3 separate regions of the Homo sapiens genome follow, and all the other regions are linked to region 1. A link is a contact called in ENCODE Hi-C or POLR2A ChIA-PET data. All regions are on one chromosome and are shown on one strand. The core of a region is the stretch at or near the end of the contact, and the rest is flanking DNA. Distances in the headings are between cores, read along the strand shown.

Evidence for each region. A loop is a pair of places that touch in the nucleus more often than their neighbours do. ChIA-PET counts read pairs that join two places held with the same protein, here RNA polymerase II (POLR2A). Pooled maps may share reads with other maps.
Region 2: a map of CD8-positive, alpha-beta T cell shows a loop between it and region 1 (10-fold over the local background). The contact joins two enhancer-like sites. A Hi-C loop is called at or near these places in 6 of 168 maps with a recorded cell type or tissue (CD4-positive, alpha-beta T cell, CD4-positive, alpha-beta memory T cell, CD8-positive, alpha-beta T cell and 2 more) and 10 of 50 pooled maps. POLR2A ChIA-PET finds 5 or more read pairs at or near these places in 8 of 52 experiments (CD4-positive, alpha-beta T cell, CD4-positive, alpha-beta memory T cell, CD8-positive, alpha-beta T cell and 5 more).
Region 3: a loop to region 1 is called in a map of K562, with 4 times the contacts of the local background. The contact joins two enhancer-like sites. A Hi-C loop is called at or near these places in 1 of 168 maps with a recorded cell type or tissue (K562) and 2 of 50 pooled maps. POLR2A ChIA-PET finds 5 or more read pairs at or near these places in 2 of 52 experiments (CD4-positive, alpha-beta T cell and OCI-LY7).

Annotation. Positions count from the first base shown.
Region 1 is chr16:28,274,719-28,279,366 of GRCh38, reverse strand. It overlaps a transcript of SBK1 not described here. Among named protein-coding and RNA genes, the nearest start is that of SBK1, 15 kb to the left of the region's middle. RefSeq lists a silencer at 1,385-1,679. Within about 2 kb of position 2,111, at least 5 of the 41 ENCODE cell types and tissues checked have a DNase peak (open chromatin) inside an H3K27ac peak, as active enhancers do; they include CD4-positive, alpha-beta T cell and CD8-positive, alpha-beta T cell, where a contact is called at or near this core.
Region 2 is chr16:28,135,363-28,140,409 of GRCh38, reverse strand. All of the region lies in intron 9 of XPO6 (exportin 6), which reads left to right. Among named protein-coding and RNA genes, the nearest start is that of XPO6, 74 kb to the left of the region's middle. Within about 2 kb of position 3,174, at least 5 of the 41 ENCODE cell types and tissues checked have a DNase peak (open chromatin) inside an H3K27ac peak, as active enhancers do; they include CD4-positive, alpha-beta T cell and CD8-positive, alpha-beta T cell, where a contact is called at or near this core.
Region 3 is chr16:28,523,008-28,527,770 of GRCh38, reverse strand. No RefSeq gene overlaps it. Among named protein-coding and RNA genes, the nearest start is that of NUPR1, 14 kb to the left of the region's middle. Within about 2 kb of position 3,035, at least 3 of the 41 ENCODE cell types and tissues checked have a DNase peak (open chromatin) inside an H3K27ac peak, as active enhancers do.

The sequences.
Region 1 (4,648 bases), core at 862-3,361:
AGTGCAGTGGTGCAATCATACCTCACTGCAGCCTCGAACTTTGGGGCTCAAGTGATCCTCCCACCTCAGACTCCCAAAGTGCTGGGACCACAGGCATGAGCCATAGCGCCCAGCTGTGTGATGGTGTTTTTTATTTCCTTTCCTTTTTTTTTTTTTTTTGACAGAGTCTCGCTGTGTCACCCAGCAGGCTGAAGTGCAATGGTGCCATCTTGGGGCTCTGCAACCTCCGCCTCTTGGGTTCAAGTGATTCTCCTGCCTCAGCCTCCCGCATAGCTGGGATTACAGGTGCACACCACCACATCTGGTAGAGAGCGGGTTTGACCATGTTGGTCAGGCTAGTCTTGAACTCCTGACCTCAAGTGATCCACCCGCCTTGGCCTCCCAAAGTGCTGAGATTACAGGCATGAGCCACCACGGCTGGCCCTTTTTTCCTTTCTAATGTCATGCTCCTTTGGGCACAGGGAGGTTGATGGGGCAAGTGCAGACCTCACAGGTGCCTGGACCACGTCGCTGTACACCTGACACCGATCCTGCCCTCACCCAGGCCCCTGGCTGGGGACAAACGGCAGCAGTGGTGACTGTTGTCGGGGTGAGTAGTTGGCTGAGAACCTGCCTATGGGAGGTGGTCGGAGTGTGATCATGCCTGGTATGAGGCAGGGGCTCCAAGGCCTGGGCACATGCCCCACCGGCCCATCAGACTCCCCTTACAAATTCAAAGATGAAATTATTAAGAATTTCAAACTGGGGCTGAGATCGCGCCATTGAACTCAGCCTGGGTGATGGAGTAAGACTCTGTCTCAAAATAAGATAAATAAATAAATAAAATAGAATAGAATAAAATAAAATAATAATTAAAAATTTCTCAGGCGTGGTGACACCTGCCTGTAGTCCCAGCTACTCAGAAGACTGAGGCAGGAGGATCGCTTGAGCCTGGGAGGCTGAGGATGCAGTGAGCCAGGATCAGGACACTGCACTCCAGCCTGGGTGACAGAGCAGGATCCTGCCTCTAAAACAAAGGCGGGGTGGGTGAGGTGGGGTGGGGTGAGGGAGGTGGCTGCCTCCTCTCTTTCCCTGTCCTAGACACTGCCTACCTCCCCCTGCTCTCCCCTGCCCCAAAGTCGATCTCAGTCTCTCTCCCGGGACCGGATGTGGCCTGGGGAGGGCTGGGCGGAGGAGCTGCAGGAGAAGCGGAGAGAGACGGAGGCCATGGCGAAGCCTCCCCTTCTCGCGGGGCCATTCGTTCCCCACTGGACGCTGCTCTGCCTGCGTGGCCTCGGGCATCCTCACACCACCTTAGAAGGTCGGACTTATAGCTGTGCCCATTTTATGGCTGACCAAACAGGGTCACAGAGCTTTTGTGTAACCTGGCTGAGGCCACACGGCCCGGACGTAGCGGGCCTGGGGCCAAGCCCAGGGTTCTGTGGCTAAACAAGAGACTTTGTCCGCGGAATCCGCCGCTTGCCGGCCGGTCCGCATATGTGAGCACAACACGCCCTCTAGTGGCCGTTTCGCCGTAGTGCAGGACGATCTGAGGGACCGCGGCGCGCGCTCTGTCTCTGTCTCTGTTCTATCTGGTTCTCGAGGGCAAGACCACGACATTTCCATCTTCTGATCGCCCACAACCCAGGACATGAATCCCCTCCCCAGCTGGTCCACTCGAGGTCCCCGGTCTGTGCCAGCCCCAGAGTACCTTTTAAAATTTGTATTTTGGAGAAAGGGTCTCACTGTCGCCCAGGCTGGAGTGCAGAGGTGTGATCATGGCTCACTGCAGCTTCCACCTCCTGGGCTCATGCGATCCTCTTGCCTCAGGACTACAGACGAGCACTACCATGCTCGGCTAATTTAATTTTTTGTGGAGACGGGGGTCTCACTGTATTGCTCAGGCTGGTCTCAAACTCCTGGTCTCAAGTGATCTTCCTGCCTGGGCCTCCCAAAGCACTGGGATTACAGGCGTGAGCCACCATTCCCCACCTTAGAGTGCCTTCTTGTTACTCCCCTGTTGTCTTTTTTTTTTCTCTCTCTCTCTCTCTGTCTCTATGTTTACACCGTGGTTCTCAAACTCCGGGGAGCTTTCAAAAGTCCCCACGCAGCCACACCCCAGAGCAAATGAATCCGTTTCCTCTCTCACCATCTTTAAGTTTGTGGGGTACAAACCTCAGAGAACAGAGGAGTTCTCAGCAGCCTCCAGCAGCCTCTCAGCTCCCTGACCTCCTCCCGTCCCCTTCGACCCTCTCCTCTGCAAGCCCCTTGGCCACCGCTCCCAGGCCCACACCCCAGCCTGCGTAACGACCCCACACCTCACCTGCTCTGAGTTCTCTATTTCAGGCACTCCCCCCTCTGCTCTGCCCTTCTATCCTCTTCATCGCTTGCCCTGGTACCTGCAGGCATCAGCTTCAATCCACCGCCCGGGAGCTGTGGCTCACGCCTGTAATCCCAGCACTTTGGGAGGCCGAGGCAGGCAGATCATGAGGTCAGGAGATCAAGACCATCCTGGCTAACACGGTGAAACCTTGTCTCTACTAAAAATACAAAAAATTAGCCGGGCGTGGTGGCGGGCGCCTGTAGTCCCAGCTACTTGGGAGGCTGAGGCAGGAAAATCACTTGAACCCGGGAGGCGGAGGTTGCAGTGAGCCAAGATCGCACCACTGCACTCCAGCCTGAGCAACAGAGTGAGACTCCGCCCCTAAATAAATAAATAAATACATAAATAAATAAATAAAATAAAAACTTCAATCCACCACCTGCAGCACTTTCTCACTACCCAGCAACCCCCTTCTGCCACCACCACGATGGCCTCCTGGAAAACACGCCCACTCCCATGCCCACCTGTCCTGCTATAGGACCAACCTGGCACAGCGCTAGCCAGGCATCCGCTCTCTGCCTGCACCAAGCAAGCCAACACTGCCTGGGAGGGTCACCCCGCAGCTGCCAGTGCCCCGTCTCATTCAGGGGCGCGGGTCTTGGAGAGGCACTCAGCAGAGTGCCCCCAACCTCCGCCCTCACTATGCCTCCCAGTTGCTTTTTCCTGCCCTTTCTGAGCAGCTTCTGAAACTGTAATTCGCCTGTGAGTCTCCTAGGGGTCTTGGTGAGGCCCGAGATTCCGCATTCCATCCCGCCAGCCCCCAGGGGTGCTGACGTTGCTGTCCGTGGAGCCCACTCTGTAGCAAGGTCTGGGATGACTTCCCACCTCCTCCTCTCTCCTCAAACAAACCGTGGCTCCCACTTTGCTGAGAAAACAGATGGATGAGATACATTTCCACTGCCTCCGCCATCAAACCACAACCCCTCCTCCAGCCTCCCTCCTCCTCCACTTCTTCCATCCGCTTCAGTGGCAGAAGGGCCCTTCCCCTGAGGGGCTACAGGGACCCAGTTTCTTCAGAGGTTCCCTTCTTCCCCACTCCGTCCTCCTCATTCTTTCTTTTTCTTTTTCTTTACCCTTTCCTTCCTTCCTTCGTTCCTTCCTTCCTTCCTTCCTTTTTTTTGAGACAGGGTCTTCCTCTGTCACCCAGGCCAGAGTGCTGGAGTGCAGTGGTGCAGTGATAGCTCACTGCAGCCTCTAACTCCTGGACTTAAGCGATCCTCCCACCTCAGCCTCCTGAGTAGCTGTTACTACAGGTATGCACCATGGTTGGCTAATTTTCTTATTTTTTGTAGACTCAGGGTTTCGTCATGTTGCCAAGGCTGGTCTTGAACTCCTGGGCTCAAACGATCCACCTGCCTTGGCCTCTCAAAGTGCTGGAATTACAGACATGAGCCACTGCACCGGGACCCCCTCATTCTTTTTCCAGGACTTTCTTGTGGGCACCAAGGCTCTGGCGTCTCCTCCTGACCCACGTCTTGAGCCATTTCTGGGCCCCCGAACAAAGCTTCTTGATGGAACTGGCTTCCTTCTCTCTGCTCTGCAACTTCCCAGTCTCTTTTGTTTGTTCTTATTATTTCTTCTCTTCTTATATACATATAGAAAATATACTTTTAATTTGTATTCAAGTTAGATATGCCCATTGTTTAGAATCAACGCACAGGGGCAGCCTCACCCCCATTTCTCACTTATTTTTTAAGAGATGGAGTCTCGCTCTGTCACCCAGGCTGGTGTGCATTGGTGTGATCACGGCTCACTGTAGCAATCCTCCCGCCTCAGCCTCCTGTGTAGCTGGGACCACAGGCACAAGCCCCAGTGACTGGCTAATTTGTAATTTTTTGTAGAGATGGGGGAGGGTCTCACTATATTGCCCAGGCTGGTTTCGAACTTCAGCCCTCTAGAGATCCTCCTGCCTCGGCCTCCCAAAGTGCTGGGGTTACAGCGTGAGCCACCACGCCCGGCCCCTTTTCCCACTTCATAAGGACAACCATCTCAACTCTTTTAGCTCGTGATTAGTCATTTTTACCTCCACATTTCCTACATACCATGTTTACATTGCTTCTTTTCCAGTTTTAGGCATTCCTTACCAACCTCCCACTTTGGGAGAAGAGGATTTAGCTCCTTATGTCCAACCACTCCCTCTCCCACCCACTCCCACATCCTATCCCCCCTCACATTACAGTTGCATTATAACATTGGTAAGACTGGAAATGTTTACATATTGTGGAAACGTTATTTACAGCTCTGTGTGGAACACTATGATTCCTTTCTTTTTTTTTCAATAATAGG
Region 2 (5,047 bases), core at 1,925-4,424, 140 kb after region 1:
CCACGCCCGGCTATCCTTCAAATTTTAATGTTACATTTTAATTTTCATTTGATTTAAAATATTTTCTAATTTCTTTGGAGATTTCCTGTTTAGTTTCCGAATATTTGGGGATTTTCCATATACCTTTTTGTTATTGTTTTCTAGTTTAATTTGTACATGTCTTTTTTTTTTTTTTTTTGAGATGGGGTCTTGCTCTGTCACCCAGGCTGGAGTGCAATGGTGTGATCTCGGCTCACTGCAACCTCCACCTCCCAGGTTCAAGCGATTCTCCTGCCTCAGCCTCCCAAGTAGCTGGGATTACAGGTGCCCGCCACCACGCCTGGCTAATTTTTGTATTTTTAGTAGAGACAGGGTTTTGCCACGTTGGCCAGGCTGGTCTGGAACTCCTGACCTCAGGTGATCCGCCTGCCTTGGCCTCCCAAAGTGCTGGGATTACAGGCGTGAGCCACTGCGCCCAGCCTGTACATGTTGTCTTTATCCTACTTATTCTATCAGTTACTGAGAGGGGGGTGAATTCTCCAAAAATAATTTTGGATTTGTCTGTCTCCTTTTAGTTTGATCAGTTTTTGCTTCATTTATTTTGAGACTCTGTTAGTTGCATACACATTTAGTTTTCTTTTCCAGTGTGTCTATTGAGTGTTGGACCACATTTCTTTATGTGGGTTTTTTTGGTGGTTGCTCTGGGTATTACAGTATATATACTTAACTTTTCAGAGTCACATTTTACCACAAGGGTGGTATGGAAACCTTACCACCATATAGATTAGAGTCCTTTAGCCTCTCTTCTTTATATTGAGGTTTTACATATACATACTTGGAAAACCCCACCAGACAGTGTTCTAATTTATACACGTACCCATCATTCATATTTTATAGCTCTTAAGAAGAAAGAAGTAGTCTATTAGATTTACCCAGACATTGCCATTTCTCTTGCTTTTCCTTCCTTCTTGAAGTTCCAGGTTTCTTTCTCATATTGTTTACCTTCTCTATTAGTTAGATTGGGCTACCATAACAAAATACCACAGGCTGGCCTTAAACAACAGAAATTTATTTTCTCTTAGTTTTGGAGTCTAGAAGTTCCACTTCAAGATGCTGGCAGATTCTGTTTCTGTGAGCTCTCTTGGTAGCTTGCAGATGGCGCCTTCTCTCTGAATGCTCACGTGGCCTTTCTTGTGTGCATGTGAGGAAAGGGAGGGAGAGAACCCTTGTGTCTCTTCATCTTCTCATAAGGGCAACAGTCCTATTGGATTAAGGCCCTACTCTTTGACCTCACATAACTTTATTACCTTTTTATAGGCCCTGTCTTCAAATACAGACACATTGAGGGTTAGGCTTCAATATATGAATGAGTACTTTTTGGGGGAAGAGTCGCACAATTCAGACCATAGAGGAACCTCATGGAGCATTGTTATTATAGCTGTTTTAGAGTCATCGATAATTCCAACACCTTTGTCATCTTGAGGTTGGCATCTGTCGATTGTCTTCTCCTTGAGAAGTTGTGTCTCTTTGAGTAGCAAGTAATTTTTTGAATCCTCTTACTTATTTGTTCTACCATTAGGCGTGGCTTCCCTCTCCATCATCATCTTATGGTCAGAGATGGATGCTGGATGATGCTACAGACATCATACCCATGATTCAGGCAGTAGGAACGAGAAGTGGGATAGGTTGGGCAAAAGAAGCTTTCTTAGAAGTCCCACCCAGTAGCTGCTTTTAGGCTCTCGTTGACCGCCCCCATCTTCAGGGGAGATGTTGTCCTTGAGTTGGCCTCAATACCCAGTGCTCTCTTGCTGAGGAAGGAGAATGGGTATTGGGCAGGCAACCAGAGTGTCTGCCACAGCCATATACTTTCTCCACCTCCCACATGACACTTTGGGAGATCAGTGATCTATGTGCATGTTTGCCTGGTTCCTACTTGGACTTAATTTTCTAAGCGATACGGGTTTTTTTTGCAGCCAGAGTTGCCAATTGCCAGTTAAGATTTTAGGTCTAATTTAGGGTTACATTTGCATAGAAAGTCTCTAAATTTCCTTTTAGCACAGCAAGACAATTTATAGATGACAAAATTCATCTGTCCTCTGGTCTGAAGTAGATTTTCTTTCCTAGGAGAATTGTGGAAATATTTTGATCTGTCACAGCAATTTATAGTGTGGAACTTCTGTAACTTTAGAAATTTATGTCTTGAACAAAGGCAAAAACATAAACTCTAGGCCTAAATGTTTGATCTTACCTTTCTATGGAGTTTACTAAGTGGGATTTTGACTTTATTGGGTGAATTTTCCCACAGACGTTGCAGATTTTATTAGTGCCTTTTTCCCTGCCGGCATTCTTTCCTGGGCCCTGTTCAGTTGCTAGTCTACTTTAGGGCTGGCGTGTGTTAGGTTGTTAAGTCGTTTGCATACAGTTGGGGAGTCATTGCTGGATATGGGCAAGTAGGGAGTGTCTCTGTCTCTAGTTAAGAAACGAGCTGTCGGGAGCTAAATAGTGGGTGCTCGTGGACATAGGATGGCAACAACAGACACTGGAGACTGATAGAGAGGGAGTGGGGAGGAGGGCAGGGGCTGAAAAGCTATTGGGTACTATGCTCAGTGCCTGGGTGAGGAGATCAGTTATACCTCAAACCTCAGCATCACGCAGTATACTCCGGTAACCAGTCTGTACATGTATCCCCTGAATCTAACATAAAAGTTGAAATTATGTTAAAAAATAAGTAAATAAATACAAATGTCAATTTTGGCATAGGTTAAATTTTTAAGTTAAAAAAAAAAAAGATACTCTGGTCACCAAAATCTGAAATGGGACAATCCAGGAGGATTTGTAAGTGGTCTGTAGACTGATTCTCATCACATGGGCTGTACCTCCTGGACTAAATGGACTGTATTTGGTCTTGGTATTGGATATCTTTTAACTTTGGTTATCATGTTGTCCCAGTACTCAACTGTATTAGATTGGGTGGTGTATTAGAGTCCTGTCAGGAAATCAGAAACCATACTTAATTATTTGAACAGAAAATTCATTTTAGGAAATTGATTAAATAGGTTTCAGAGGAAACACTGAGATAACACAGTTGATAAGTACAGGAAGTGGCTTCACCCCTAAGGCTAGAAGTACAAAGGCAAGAAGCTGGGGCTGTCAAAATCTGGAAGATCACTGCTTGGTCCCTGAGCAACTAGGGTTCAGATCTCTGAAGAGAGGGCCCCATCTAGCTGCCACAGGAGTTCAGAGGAGGGATCTTTTCGAACTGGGACCATTCCTTTGAGGAGAGGGTGTTGCCTCCACCTCTGAGGGTGCACGATACTAGTTCTGGGAATGTGGAATGAAGCTGGAAACCGGAACCAGTTGCTTCTGCCAGGTGTCTGTTGCTGGGGCAGCACTGCCAGGACAGCAAGCCCACAGGAAGGATGCAGTCCTTTTGTCCCTTCTGCCTTCCAGTCTCCCTCCAGTGTCCCTGCTGGCAGAACCTAACAGACCGAAACAAAGTGTCCTTTGAGTCTCAGCCCCAGCATCATAGCTTTGGAGAGCAGATTGATGTGGAGAGCTTACTAACCAGCACTGGTGGTTTGCTCTGTGAATGGGAGCAGTCCCTTAACTTATCTTAGAAGCGTTTCAGGATAGGCGAGTATTTAGGCAACATGATTTGTTCTTGAAAATGAGCAGTTTGTTGGTCCTTGTGGTAGCAATTGTTGCTTATAACTTGGTATCTTCTGAGTTGGGTTCTTATTACATGTGGGAAATATCCAAACCTACCGCTCTGAGTATTTCTTTGAGAAATTATTCTTAGACACAAATCAAAGGGTCAGGGTTTCCCCAGGCTCTTTTTAGTTTCTAAGTCTTCTTAAAATGGACTAAAGATTAGGTTTTGGGAGTTGGGTGGAGCAGGCTTAAAACCCATTGGTGCTGGGCGCGGGATCACGCCTGTAATCCTGACACTTTGGGAGGTCGAGGCAGGTGGATCATCTGAGGTCGGGATTTCAAGACCAATCTGGCCAACATGGCGAAATCCTGTCTCTACTAAAAATACAAAAATTAGCCAGACCTAGTGGGTCATGCCTGTAATCCCAGCCACTCGGGAGGCTGAGGCATGAGAATCACTGAACCTGGGGAGGCGGAGGTTGGAGTGAGCCAAGATTGCGCCGTTGCACTTCAGCCTGGGTGACAGAGGAGACTCTGTCTCCAAAAACAAAAACAAAACAAAACAAAACAAAACACTTCATTGGTGATTTATGTGTAGCGAGAACATGATTTTGAATTAGGGGGCCCTAGGTTCGAAATAGCTTTGTGGCCTTGGGCAGTTTATTTAACTTCTGTTAATTGTTGTTTCCTCATCAGAAAAATATTGATACCATTTACTTCTCACAGCTGTTAAAAGCATGAAATCATTGAATTAGGTAATATTTATATGCAGTGCCTATCATCCCCAGAGCAGCTGCTAAGATCATAACTTGAAAATACTTAGTAAAAGAAAGGACAAGGGATTTAAAATGCAGCACTAGAAAATACCTGTTTGACACAAAAGAAGGCAGGAATGGAGGAATTGAGGAACATAAGTCATAGAAAATAAATAGCAAAATGGCAAAAATGAGGCCTTCCTTATCAGTAATTACATTACATTTAGTGGATTAGATTCTCCTGTTAAAAAAGGCAGAGAACAGATTTTTTAAAGCCACGACCCAATGACGTGTTGTCTACAAGAGACTCACTTTGGATTCAGATACAAATAGATTGCAAGTAAAAAGATGGAAAGAGATATTCCGTGCAAAAAGTAGCCAAAAGAAAGCTCGGGTCACTATACTAATAGGAGACAAAATATATTTTAAGACAGAAATTATTGCCAGAGACAAAAAAGGCTGTTATATAAACAGTCTGTCAGGAAGATACATGGTGCCTGGTACGTCATTAAATAAATACCTCTGCTTCTCTTCCATGGGCGCACACACGTACCAACCCATAAACTCAGCCTCAGGAATTTCGATGCTCTTTTTCCATGGTGATCAACATAGACACCATTTCTTTTATAGTGCAGGAGGCATTTTCCAAATTCTAAGCTGAA
Region 3 (4,763 bases), core at 1,786-4,285, 250 kb before region 1:
AGCTTTGTATCCTGTTCTCTTTTCTGGAAACTAGTTCGGAAAGTTTCATTTCTTTTTTTTTTTTAGATGGAGTCTTGCTCTGTTGCCCAGGATGGAGTGCAGTGGCGTGATCTCAGCTCACTGCAACCCCTGTCTCCCAGGTTCAAGCAATTCTCCTGCCTCAGCCTCCTGAGTATCTGGGATTACAGGTGTGTGCCACCATACCCAGCTAAATTTTGTATTTTTAGTAGAGACGGGGTTTTACCATGTTGGCCAGGCTGGTCTCGAACCCCTGACCTCAGGTGATCTGCCTGCCTCAGCCTCCCAAAGTGGGATTACAGGCATGAGCCACCGCGCCTGGCCAGAAAGGTTCATTTCTTTAACTGTTTGGGGAAATATCATTTATTCCCTCGACAAATACTTTCTGAGTACCTACCATATGCCAGGGAATAGTCTAAAACTGCAGACACCATGGTAACTAGACATACTGTCCTTTCCTCATGGAATTTACCTTCCAGTGGGGGCAGAAAAACAATTATAAGTGAACAAACAAATAAGAATTTCAGCAATGCTTCACTGAGGAGGCATTTAAGCAAAGGCCAGAAGGAAGTTTCAGTCATGCTGAAATTCCTGTTTGTTTCCTTAAGAGCAGGTTATTACCATCTGGCATGCTATGTATTTTACTTATTTATTTATTGGCTGATTTTTTCACCATTGTCTCCTCAGTGCCTGAACATAGTAGGTGCTTAATAAATATTTATGGACTAATAACACTTTGAAGAAAATAAGCAGAGCCAGGCGTGGTGGCTCACACTTGTAGTCCCAGCACTTTGGGAGCCTGTGGTGGGAGGATTGCTTGAGGCCAGGAGTTTGAGACCAGCCTGGATAATATGGTGAAACTCCGCCTCTACAAAAAAAAAAAAAAAAAAGAAAATTATCCACGTATGGTGTCACGCACCTGTAGTCTCAGCTACTCGGGAGGCTAAGGTGGGAGGATCGCTTGAGCCCAGGAGATTGAGGCTGAAGTGAGCTATGACTGCACCACTGCACTCCAGCCTGGGCGACTGGACCCAGAGATTTAGAGATAGAAGCGAGACCCTATCTCTAAAAGAAAAACACCAAAAACCAAAAAAGAGGGCGAAAGAGGGAAACAAAGCCAGACAGCAGTTAAAGTCACAAGGACAGATCTTAATCTGTAATATACTGTTGCAATAGGGAACAGAGTCCAGTGTGAACTGAACTCCTATTTGTACAGAGAATGAGGGAATGGGAGTGGGGGTGAGGAGCAGGGGTTCAGTAAAGTCAAGGCAGTGAAAAATTACAAAACACATGAAGAGGGGAGGGGTTGGCCCAGGTGAAACCCATCTGGGCTTGCTAACTGGTGCTTATCAACAGCGATGTTGAGCTCTTACTCTCCCACAGGAGCTGGGAGATGGGGCCCTATCCTCAGGTGTTGGCTGGAACAAACAGTAAGTTCTTTTGGCAGGCTTGAGTTTTCTCAGGCAGGCACTTTTAGAGGGTCATTCCAGGGATGAGACCTTGAGCTATTAGAAACTATGTCGGTGTTTGGCAGGGCACAGTGGCTCATGCCTGTAATCCCAGAACTTAGGGAGGCCAAGATGGGCAGATTGCTTGAGCCCAGGAGTTCGAGACCAGGCTGGCAACATGGTGAAACCCCGTCTCTACAAAAAATGCAAAAATTAGCCAGTCTCATTGTAGCAGGACGAGCCACAGACAAAACTCCTCAGACACTGGATTAAAGAAGGAAGAGGTTTATTCAGCCAGGAGTGTCGGCAGACTTGCGTCTTAAGAGCCGAGCTCCCTGAAAAAGAAATTCTTGGCCTTTTTAAAGGCTTACAACTCTAAGGGGTCCACGTGAAAAGGTCGTGATAAATCGAGCAAGCGGGGAACGTGACTGGGGGCTACATGTATCAGCTAACAGAACAGAAAGCTTTGCAATGCTTTTTCATACAATGTCTGGAATTTACGGATAGCACAAGTAGTTTAGGTCAGGGGTTGATGTTATTATTATTACTTTTTTAATAAGGGGGAATAAGGAAGGAGACCACTACTACTCCTGCTGTCCTTCTCCCCCCACCTTGCCTAGTTTACAAGACAGGAGGAAAGAAAAAAAGCAAAAAGTTAAAAAGAAACAAAAGTAAGATAAATAGCCAGACAAACTTGGCACCACCACCCGGCCCTAGGAGTTAAAAAAGTAATAACAATAACATCAACCCCTGACCTAAACTACTTGTGCTATCTGTAAATTCCAGACATTGTATGAAAAAGCATTGCAAAGCTTTCTGTTCTGTTAGCTGATACATGTAGCCCCCAGTCACGTTCCCCGCTTACTCGATTTATCACGACCTTTTCACGTGGACCCCTTAGAGTTGTAAGCCTTTAAAAAGGCCAAGAATTTCTTTTTCAGGGAGCTCGGCTCTTAAGACGCAAGTCTGCTGACGCTCCCAGCCGAATAAACCTCTTCCTTCTTTAATCCGGTGTCTGATGAGTTTTGTCTGTGGCTTGTCCTGCTACATCATAACCTGGCCCCAAAATAAAAATACAAAAAAAACTATGTTGGTGTCTGGCTAGCTTGGCCAAGGAGGGAATCTTTGTCAGATGACCAGGAAAGGCCTCCTGGAGGATCAGCCATCAGTGAGGATGCAAGAGAACCCCAAAATCAGGGCTCAGCTCAGGAGGGTTCTGGGCTTCACGGAGGAAAGAATTCAAGAGTGAGCGGACAGTGAAAGCAAGCAGGTTTATTTGTGCAACAGTGTACAACAAGATGGCTGTTCCACAGACAGAGCAGGGCTGTCCCACAGGCAGAGGGCACTCCCTGATCGCTTGCTGGCTCTACTGAGGCTCTACTGATACGTCCTTCTAATCACATGCTAATTAAGAGGCGGGCTATTCACAAACTTTCTGGAAAGGGGGCAGGGTTTTCCTGGAACCATATAAGGTACCTTTTGGGTTTATTGCCATGGGACTTGTAAATTGTCATGGTGCTGGTGGAAGTGTCTTATGCAAATGTATTATGATTCCTAGTCCTAGCTGGTTTGAGCTGGCTTCTTTGCAACATCCTGTTTTTTTTTTTTTTTGAGACGGAGTCTTACTCTGTTACTCAGGCTGGACTGCAGTGGCACGATCTTGGCTCACTGCAACCTCTGCTTCCTGGGTTCAAGGGAGTCTCCTGCCTCAGCTTCCCAAGTAGCTGGGATTACAGGCGTGCACTACCACACCCAGCTAATTTTTGTATTTTTAGTAGAGATGGGGTTTCACTATGTTGGCCAGGCTGGTCTCGAACTCCTGACCTCAGGTGATCCACCTGCCTCAGCCTTCCAAAGTGCTGGGATTACAGGCGTGAGCCACCATGCCCAGCTGGATTTCTTATTTTTTATTTTGCAGAGATAAGTTCTCCCTATATTACCCAGGCCGGTCTCACACTCCTGGCCTCAAGCGATCCTCCTGCCTCAGCCTCCCAAAGTGCTGGGATTACAGGCATGAGCCACTGTGCCCAGCCTCATACCTTCTATTAAACAAGTCCCAGGTCAGGCATGGTGGGTCATGCCTGTAATCCCAGCACTTTGGGAGACCGAGCCTGGCAGATCACTTGAGGTCAGGAGTGACCTACTTGCAAACAATATTTGCAAGTCATGCCAAGTTAAGTCAAAGGACATGGTCGGCTTAGCAAACGCCTCTATAAACTTCCCTGGATCCTCCAAAACCTGGCCAAATTTCTCCTGGCAGAAAGCCAAATCAGACATTTTAAAAAAGGCACATGTACTCTGAGTGTCCTCCCAGTTCTGTTAGCTACCTCCCTCAATGGACATAGGTTCAACCTCAGGGGCTGATATGGGGTCCCACTCCTGGTGGTACTGGTTAAATTTACTTCCTCCAGAAGCAGGGGTTATAGGCTGGGGCTCGTTGGATAAGGAGGGGTGTCTGATGACCTGGTGTAGAATCCTGCACTAGAGGACTGGAGGAACCCTCTTGAGAATCAGGGAACTGAGGAGGCAGGGAGTCGGGGTGGGAGGCAGGCATGGGTGTCCTAGGGGAAGCAGCTAGGAAGGGGTCATGAAGGAATCTGCTCCAATTGCCTAAAAGGCACTTGGGTGGCAGGTCCTTCATTCTTGTTCCCCTGTCTAACAAGGTTCTCTACTCTACTACTAGGCTGGGCGCAGTGGCTCATGCCTGTAATCGTAGCACTTTGGGAGGCCGAGGTGGGAGGATCACTTGAGGCCAGGAGTTCGAGACCTGCCTGGGCAACATAACGAGACCTTATCTAATAAAAATAGAAAAAAACACCAAGGATCTCTACTAGACACAGAGGGTTTTCTAAGTCTAGCTAGAGCACAGTTATTTTCCCATTCAAATTGCCACCTTTCTTTTTCCTTAAGAAAGCTCAGCAGGGCAATCGCCACCAATTCTTGCAAAGAGGGAGTGAGTATAGCCAGCAAGGTGCAACCAAAGTGACTTATGAGACATGACCAGCAAACGGAATGCAATCAAAGAGATGTTTTCATAAGCAAAGTACAGATGGAGCAGTGAAAATAGGAAGGAGAGGTGAAAATAGGGGACAGGACTTATAGTCTGAGTTCCACGAAAAGCAAAGACAGCGTTATGGTGTTGGGCAAAAGAAGGATGACAAAGATGACCAAAAAAGACGCTAACAGAGCATACAGAGATGCCAACGAATTCGGAGCATTTAGGTTTCAGCCACCGAGGGTCTGGAAAACCCCCAGAGCAGGAAGGTGGGGGGAAGGGTGCAGCCAACAGTCACAATA